2 separate regions of the Homo sapiens genome follow, and region 1 is linked to region 2. Evidence: chromatin loops called from intact Hi-C (ENCODE). Cell type or tissue: GM12878. All regions are shown on one strand. Each heading gives the region's core, and the rest is flanking DNA. Links, peaks and the distances in the headings are about the cores only.

What was found. Peaks named below come from ENCODE experiments on the same cell type or tissue, not always from the same donor. Only the 100,000 strongest peaks of a DNase experiment are listed, where the experiment ranks them.
Region 1: a loop joins it to region 2, with 2.3 times the contacts of the local background. A loop is called at or near these places in 1 of 110 quality-filtered maps.

The regions. Positions count from the first base shown.
Region 1 is chr2:11,943,895-11,948,299 of GRCh38, forward strand. No RefSeq gene overlaps it. Among named protein-coding and RNA genes, the nearest start is that of MIR3681HG, 61 kb to the right of the region's middle. In GM12878, for the core only: no CTCF peak of the experiment used is centred there; a DNase peak (open chromatin) is centred at 1,757; H3K27ac peaks cover 1,105 bases.
Region 2 is chr2:12,072,432-12,076,836 of GRCh38, forward strand. All of the region lies in intron 2 of MIR3681HG (MIR3681 host gene), which reads left to right. Among named protein-coding and RNA genes, the nearest start is that of MIR3681HG, 68 kb to the left of the region's middle. In GM12878, for the core only: no CTCF peak of the experiment used is centred there; a DNase peak (open chromatin) is centred at 1,950; H3K27ac peaks cover 841 bases.

The sequences.
Region 1 (4,405 bases), core at 101-4,100, 130 kb before region 2:
GCCAGGTGCGGTGGCTCAGGCCTATAATCCCAGCACTTTGGGAGGCTGAGGCGGGAGGATCACTTGAGGTCAGGAGTTCGAGACCAGCCTGGCCAACATGGTGAAACCCCGTCTCTACTAAAAATATGAAAGTTGGCCAGGTGTGGTGGTGCACACCTATAATCCTAGCTACTGTAGTGGCTGAGGCATAAGAATCGCTTGAACCCAGGAGGCAGAGGTTGCAGTGAGCCAGGGTTGCACCACTGCACTGTAGCCTGGGCGACAGAGTAAGACACCGTCTCAAAAAAAAAAAAAAAAAGTAGCATAAGATGGAGGTACAGGGATGTGTGACCCTTTGTTACTGAAACACGAGGGGTTCAGTGTAGGTCCTGTTGCTCACTACACAGAAAGTCAATCACTGAGGCAATGAGTATTACCAGGGAAGAAAGTTTTAATCGGGTGTTTCAGCCAAGGAGATGGGAAATCGGTCTCAAATGTGTCTCCCCAACAACTAAAATTAGGGGTTTATATAGTGGAGAAAGAAATGTAACCGTGTGTGAGAGGTAAGGAAGAGGAGCTGGTCAACAGGCAGTGGGTGGTTGATTAGGCAGTTATGACAGGTGAGGGGTCTGGCATCTCATTGTCCAGATACTGTGATCTAGTGAGTTTCAGTTCCTTGATACTATTTGGCAGGACTGATGGTTGATTTCCTGAAAAAGGAACTCCGATAAAACAAAAGTAAACTTCTGAAGTTTTAAGACTGGAAGGTTCAATTTCTGTGTTTATTCAAAAGAAACCATACATCAATTCTATGGGACAATTGGGCCAGTTTCACCTCCTTTTTATTTCTTCACCTCGACTGACATGGAGTCTGAAGCTAAGCAGGGGATCAGTATGCACATGGACTGCTGAGAGGCTGCTCTTTCTCATGTTTAGTGTTGGTCACTGAATTCTGCCTCTGGTCCTTGGCTGTCTGGAGGAGCAACTGAACATGGACAAAAGGTAAAAAACTCATTAAAGAGGTGACAGATGTCACTCAGAGGAAATGAATACACCTTGAAGGGGGTATGTTTTAATCAGAGACAAAGAAGCTCTCCAGCAGTTCTAGAAAATGATAGCCAAGATTTGTTGATTATCATATGCCAGGCACTGTGCTAAACACCTCACATACATTATCTTTTTTTAATGTCAAAACAAACTTGTGAGGTGTTACTATTATTTTCATTTTACAAATGTGACACCAAGATTTAGGTAGATTGAGTTACTTGTTGAGAGTTGAACCCAGCTGTCTGATGACAAAGTCTATTATTATTTTCAGAAGTCTCTAAAATATCAGTCCTTCAAAACTCCATCTGGTCAATGGATCAATTGGGTTAGTGGTTTTTAAACTTTTGACCTTAGTCCACAGTAACAAATACATTTTCTTTCATGACCATGACTCATGACTCAGGACACACACACACTCTTATAACCTCTTTTTTTTTTTTTTTAAGAGAAGGTCTTGGTCTGTCACCCAGGCTGGAGTGCAATGGCATGATCTCAGCTCACTTCAACCTCTGCTTCCCAGGCTCAAGCAATCCTCCCACCTGAGCCTCCTGAGTAGCTGGGACTACAAGTATATGCCACTATGCCCAGCTCATTTTTGTACTTTTTGTAGAGATGGGGTTTCATCATGTTGCCCAGGCTGGTCTTGAACTACTGGGCTCAAGTGATCCACCTGCGTTGGCCTCCTCAAATGCTGGGATTACAGGTTTGAGCCATCGTACCCAGCCTGTACACTCATATTTACATGCCCGCATATGAAAAGTAAAACTGAAACAAAAGTTTCACAACTCAATAGTTGCACTTCCTATACGTTTTCTATTAAATTTTCATTTTATTGCAAAGAAAAGGCTTATTATAACCACCAAATTTGTACGTGGTAATTTGCACTTTGAAAGTCTTAGAATATTTTTAATCCTTTTTCAAATTATTGGATCCTTATGTTTCTGTATTTCTTGGAAATCCTTTTAGGCTTATCCCACCCACTAGTCATTCCAGGAAATACCTTCTCATCATATATATAGACATTTAGTATGACATGGTCATAAGATCTTAGAGTATTGTTTTGTAGAAATTGCTAAAAAGGTATTTTGTAAAGTGGATTTTTTTGTGTGTTTTGTAACAGGAGAATTTGCTTTTATTTATCTTATTACCAAAAGAAATTGTATTATACTGATCATTTCCATATGTATTTTTAAAGTTGCTTGGCTGGGTTGAATCTTTATTCTTTAAGTTACAAGGACATTGTATTCAAATAAAAGGAACAATCATAATATTATTAATTAGAGCAGTAAGGCTTTGGTTTCCATGCAAATAAGCATAATTGAAATAGAACTGAGTTTTTTTTAAAGTGGATTTTGAAACTGGTGGAAAAACTTGGAAAACAAATATCTCAAAGCTAAAGCAAATGCAATCTGTATATGTAAATGAGATTGATTAATTTTAGCAGGCAAATGAGAAAATCAATGATTTTCAAAATCGAGTAATTTGGTAACCATTAGTTTCATTAGTCTTTCTGTTTCAAACTTAATTATTTAAATATAGAACTAGATTGAAGTATAATTTATGGAGAAATCATCCTTAAATTAATTACATGCAAGCTTTCCCCTATAAATGGAAGAATTGAAGGTGAAATTATAAATGCTTATTGCAGAGCATGGAATCCTTTGGTCGTGGCTTGTTCGGGTTTGACTTGGGAGATGATGTGGAAATGGGAGTACACTAACTTTGACTCAAAGCAAGATCTGAATCTCAGCTTTGACTCTAACTGTGAGCTTTTAGGCAACTTTCTTAACTTCTAAAGGGCTTCACATTTCTTAACTATTATATTAGAGAATTATATCTATGTTGCAGAGCAATTGTACAGACTAAATAAGGAAATGTATGTGAAAATCTTAGCCTAGCGTCAGGCACACAGATAAGGCTTTTATTAGGAATGGTGTCCCCAAACCCCTCACCTTCCTGGGTGGATGGAGGAAGGCTTGGGTTCAGGAAATTCTGTGTTTCTGGGACTGCTTAGGGGAGAGTGCATGGTCTGCTGGCATTTCCCCATTAGTTAGCAGTATTCTTATCTATGACATTCTGTGGATCTCTCACAGCATCACTTCCATCAGGAAACCAAGATGGGCTTTAGCAGGTAGGTCCTTCGAATTGTTGAAAAGGCCAGAACAGCAGATGAGGTAGGGAGAAACTCATACATTTGGTTTTGTTTTTATTTCCCCATTGCAATGATTGGTTTTCCTAATATTTTTCATTTCCTCATCTCGCCAAATTGTCTCATTATGACAATCATGATAACCAATACTCATATGACACCTACTCAATGATTTTGTGGGATAACTAGGGTAGGTATTAGTCTGTTCTCATGCTGCTGTAAGGATATACCCGAGACTGGGTAATTTATAAAGGAAAGAGGATTAATTGACTCAGGTCCACAGGGCCCGGGAGGCCTCAGGAAACTTACAATTTTGGTGGAAAAGGAAGCAAATATGTCCTTCTTCACAAGATGGCAGGAGAGAAGAATGAGAGCTGAGAGAAGGAGGAAGCCCCTTCTAAAACCATCAGATCTCATGAGAGCTTACTATCATGAGAATCACATGGGAGAAACCACCCCCATGATTCGATGACCTCCCACTAGGTCCCTCCCACCACACATGGGGATTATGGGAACTACAATTCAAGATGAAATTTGAGTGGGGACACAGTCAAACCATATCAGGTATTATTATGGACATTATATAGATGAGGAAATAGAAGCTCGGAGAGGTTACATGGACTGCCCAAGACCATGCAGCTAGAAAGAGATTGAGATTCATACCCATCTGGAGTTTCCAAGTTTGTTTTATATATATACTATATATACTTAAATTACATTTAATTTTTAAAATTAACACATAATAATTGTACATATTCATGGGGTACATAGTGATATTGTGATACATATATAGTGTATAGTGATCAGATCTGGGTCATTAGTATATTCATCATTTAAAGAATTTGTCATTTCTTTGTTCATTCCATATCCTCCTTCAATACTCAATATCCTCCTGGCTATTTAAACTATTTAATATATTATTAACTATGCTCATCCTGCTGTGGTACAGAACACTAGAACTTATTCCTCCTATCTAGCTGTAATTTTGTGTCTTTTAACAAATCTTGTCCTATCCTCTCCCTCCTCCACCCTTTTCAGCCTTTCATATCCTGTTTTACTATTTGCCTCTATGACATAAACTTTTTTTTCTTTCTTCTTCTTCTTCTTTTTTTTTTTCCCGAAGTTTCGCTCTTGTCGCCCTGGCTGGAGGGCAATGGAGTAATCTTGGCTCACTGCAACCTCCGCCTTCTGGGTTCAAGTGATTCTCCTTCCTTAGACTCCCAAGTAGCT
Region 2 (4,405 bases), core at 205-4,204:
CCTACCAGTTGGTGCTAATCAAGTGATAGCAAAGAGTGTTCTGGACAAAGAGAAGACATGGGTCTAGTCCCAACTCCAGTTTCCTATAAATAAAATAGGGATGGTAATCTTTTCACAAGCTCAAATAGGATCAGAGACATGAAAACACTTTGTAAAGGACAAATGGCTGAACATTGTCAAGGGCTGTTGATCTTAGGAGACGCTGGACCTGCAGACCTCCAAAAGGCCTCACAGGCAGGTGGCAGGGGACAAGTACATCTATTGATTGTCTTTAGTGTTTTTGAATACTGAGTATGAGTTGTTGTGGACAAAGCAAAACGGTTCACATGGTTGTCGGACAGCACCTTGGCCAGGATTCTGTGCAGGTCTTGCTTGGATAAGAGGGTTTCTTTTGCCTTGAAGTGTCTTGTAGGAACCGCAAACTCAACATATCCAAACATGAACCCATTTTCTTTCATCTCAAATCTGATGCTTCCTGGAGTTTCCATTCAAATAAAGCTACCACCATCTACAGTGCTGCCCAGACAGAAGTCTAGAGTCCTCTTCTGTGTCTGCCTTCTGCTTACCTCCATCCCCAAGCAGAAGCATTCTCAGTGACTGGGTCTGCTGAAATGACCTTGGTGCTTTTTCTCTGACAGGTTCCTATTTCCCCATCTCCACTGCCAACACATGCCAGACACAGGAACTGGCTTCTAAAGCTTCATCTCTAGTCCTAAAAAAGGGATTTTTGTGGCGATGATCATCATGTCCAACATTTATTGAACCTGTGTTGCGCCAGCACTTTCATATGTATATATATGTACACACAAATATATGTGTATTTCACTTATTTTATTTCACTTATGAAACACTTACATAGTATTTACTCTATGCCGAATACCACTTTAAGGACATGATACATATTCATCCATTTAATTCACACAACCACCCAATGAGGTAAATGATATTATTATCCCCATTTTACAGATAACGAAACTGAGGCAGAGAAGTTAAGCAATTTATTCAAGGTTACACAAATAGAAACTGGCAGAGCTTGAATTTGAACCTAAGAAGTCTGGCTCCAGAGTCAGTGCCCAAGTACACAGGAGCTTGAGGAATAGTCATAATAATAGCTAATGTTCTAAGTCAGCCATCTTAGCTGGCTTTATAGAAAACGCAACAACTCTGAGATGTAAGCGTTATTACCCACATTTTACAGAGAAGGAAGCAGGTTTAAGCGTCTTACAGAGAGAGCCCAAGGTCACACATCCAGTAAGTGAAAGCAGAGGTGAGCTTCAGCTGGCAGTGTGAGGTTGAAAATGCTGGCATCTGCCATGCCTGCAAAGTGCTGCTCTGTTTCAAGTTTACGAGATTTGATCTTGGTATATTTTAATCTGGAAATAAAAAAGCAAAACCTTATAGAATTCTAGAATGTCAAAGATGAGAGGGACCTATGGGAGCCTCTTGTTGAGAACCTTCTTATACAGATGAAATATTCTAGATCCATGGAATTTAAGAGACTGCCCTGAAGTTTCATATTCAGGAAATATTAGAGTCAGTTCTTACCCCTGTGTCTTCCAAAGTCAAACTCAGGAGATATGATGGGGTTTTCTCGCTTTTCCTGGCAAAATCCAAAAACATAAAAGCATAAAAAGATACATACAATAGCAGCAATCAGCAATCATTCTCTTCTCTCTCTCTCTCTCTCTCTCCATTTGTAGGTCAAAAATTCCTATAATCAGCTACAAATTATCACATCACCTCTGCATTCTTATCAGCTTTTGCAGCTGGGAGATAAAGACACACAGTATCTTTGACTCAAGCAGGCAGTTGCAGTGATGAATCTGTCCTTTCTAAATAGGCTGAAACCACAAGGTGGGCCCTCATGTTATAGCCAGTGATGGGAAGGCACCAGACCAGCGGGGAAAATGTCCGTGTCATGGAGATGACGTGATGGTGCATGCGAGGCACGGCCCCACTTCTGCCTCTGTGGCTTACCCAGGCCTCCCCCTCTGACCTACTTCTCTGGCCACCAAAAGGTGAGAGATGTTACACAGAGATGTTATAAAGCCAGACCTGATAGCATCAAGTCTGTTCCCATGAGATAAGTATTCCTAAGCCTGCCCCAGTCAGTCACTGCTTAGGAGGCCAAGGTGCTGCTTTAGTTAATTGAAACAACAGCCTACTATTAGCTGAGGAATGCCTGTCCCCTGCACATTTCAGGGCTTCTTGGTCTGGGTTGAAAGGCTGACATTCATGGTAATGAATAGGACACTTTTAGTCACTAGTCTATATCCCACAGGCATTCTGCCCAGGCATAATTGAGGAGGACAAGAAGAATGATAATAAGGGGACCCAAGACTTTATTCTTACAAACGAAGAATGCGGCTGATGGTTATAGAGAAAACAATTTGACTTGTGTTTTTATTAATCCTCTGCCCGTGCATCTGGGATGAGGATGTAGATGCTAAAATTCAAGCCAGACTGGCATCCTTTGGTAACTGCTGGATTCCATCTTCAGGAAGAACAGAGCACCCGTTTCTTTGTTTATTTTCCAGAGTGAAAAACTAATTCATGTAAATGAATCATTGAAGTAGGCCTTTTAGATGACTTTGCATTTTCATGATTCCTATTTTTCTGGAAATCCAAGAGCAAGTTTCTCAAGTTGTTAATAATCTAGAATATTTCACATGTATTTCCTGTTGGTTCCATACTGATTATAATACTCAATGGTTCTTATTTTGTCTTGCTTCCCAGTCTTTGAAACTTGATTTTCTTTCTTACCTGATCAATTTTTACCAGTCTTTCAAGATGCACCCTGAATTGTTTTTTAAACCTCCCAGTTTCAAGATTATTTTTGAAATGGGAAAATTAGTTTTCTCATGGGAGTGGGCAAAGTTTCCATTTTTTTGGTGAAATAAGAAGCATAAATGTGTTTCACACAGACTAAGCACATGAAGAACGATCACCTTATGTAGAGCTTGATAAAATTTTATATACATCTGTGTAATCACCATACAGATTAAGACAGAGAATATTTTCAGGACCCATGAAGGTTCTTTTCTGCGCCTTCGTCATCAATACTCCACCTCAGAATAATCACATTTTGACTTCAATCACTGTCAATTAGATTTTCTTACTCTTGAACTGCATATAGATGTGGTATGCACTTTTTATTTTGGTTTATTTTGCACATACTATGTTTTAAAGATTCATCCAAATTATGTGTGTATCAATGTTTTTTTTTTTTAATTTGTATATAAGTAGTCCATTATTTGACTATACCACAATTTATGTATTCATTCTTCTGTTGATGGTCAGTGGGGTTGTTTTCAGCTTTTGGCAATTATGAATAAGCCTGCTGTAAATAATCTTGTTTATTTCTTTTTGTGGGAAAACGTACTCATTTCTCTTGGGTATGAAACTATGATTGGGCAGGGTGGTTCGTACAGTAGGTCTATATTTAGGTTTAGTAGATACAACCAACTAGTTCCTTTAACTGTGTTTGTAATAATTTATATTCTCAATATTTAAGATTTTCAGTTGCAGTACATCCTCACGAAAACTTTATATTATAGTAATTTTGTTGTTTATTTTAGTTAATTTTTTAAAGATAAGTGTTGGTATCTTTTCATTTGTCCATTAGACACTTGGGCATGCACTTTTGCAAAGTCCCTGATCAAATCACTTGCCCCTTTTAAAAATTAGAGTTATTTGACTTTTTTCTTATTGGACAAATTGCTTGAACATGCACTTTAGAAGAAAGTTATGCAAAGAGCCAATAAACCCACTAAAAGATGCTTTCTTCTTTTACCAACCTCACAAACAAAACAAAGATGAGATACATCTTGAATAGGTCTTTGCCAACAGAGTGCCCTGGGCCCTGCTCTCTATTCATGGGTTTTATTGGAATCCTTTTTGAGCTAGAGCTAGAGCTGAAGGTAGATGGGCATGAGTGGGTCTAAACCCAATGCCCAGCTTCTAGAAAGCTTTCTCTTGGCACTCCTCTGCCCTTCCAAAATGGCAACTTCTCCCTAAGCCTACTGTGGCTTTTCTGGTATTTGGAATTGGCACAAATTATGATGCAAAATTGCCATTTTCAGCATTCAGGGTTCTTTTTTTTACCACTCCTACTTAGAATTTTCTCATGTAATCAGACAGAGGGAACATTATTATAATTTTCTCATGTAATCAGACAGAGGAAACATTATTTTAGCAATTGACACCAACATTCCTTGCTTGAACAAAATTCTGAGATAAGGGGTTGGGGTAGAGGGTTTGTGTATTGACAACAGATAAAATTTAAGGAGTTTTGCATGAGACAAGGGGAAGAATTGTATTGCTCTGGAGGGTGGGAAAGAGGCAGTAGAGAGGTGAGGACTACTGAGCCTCCTAGGGTCTTGCCAAAGTATTTTAAGATGATGAT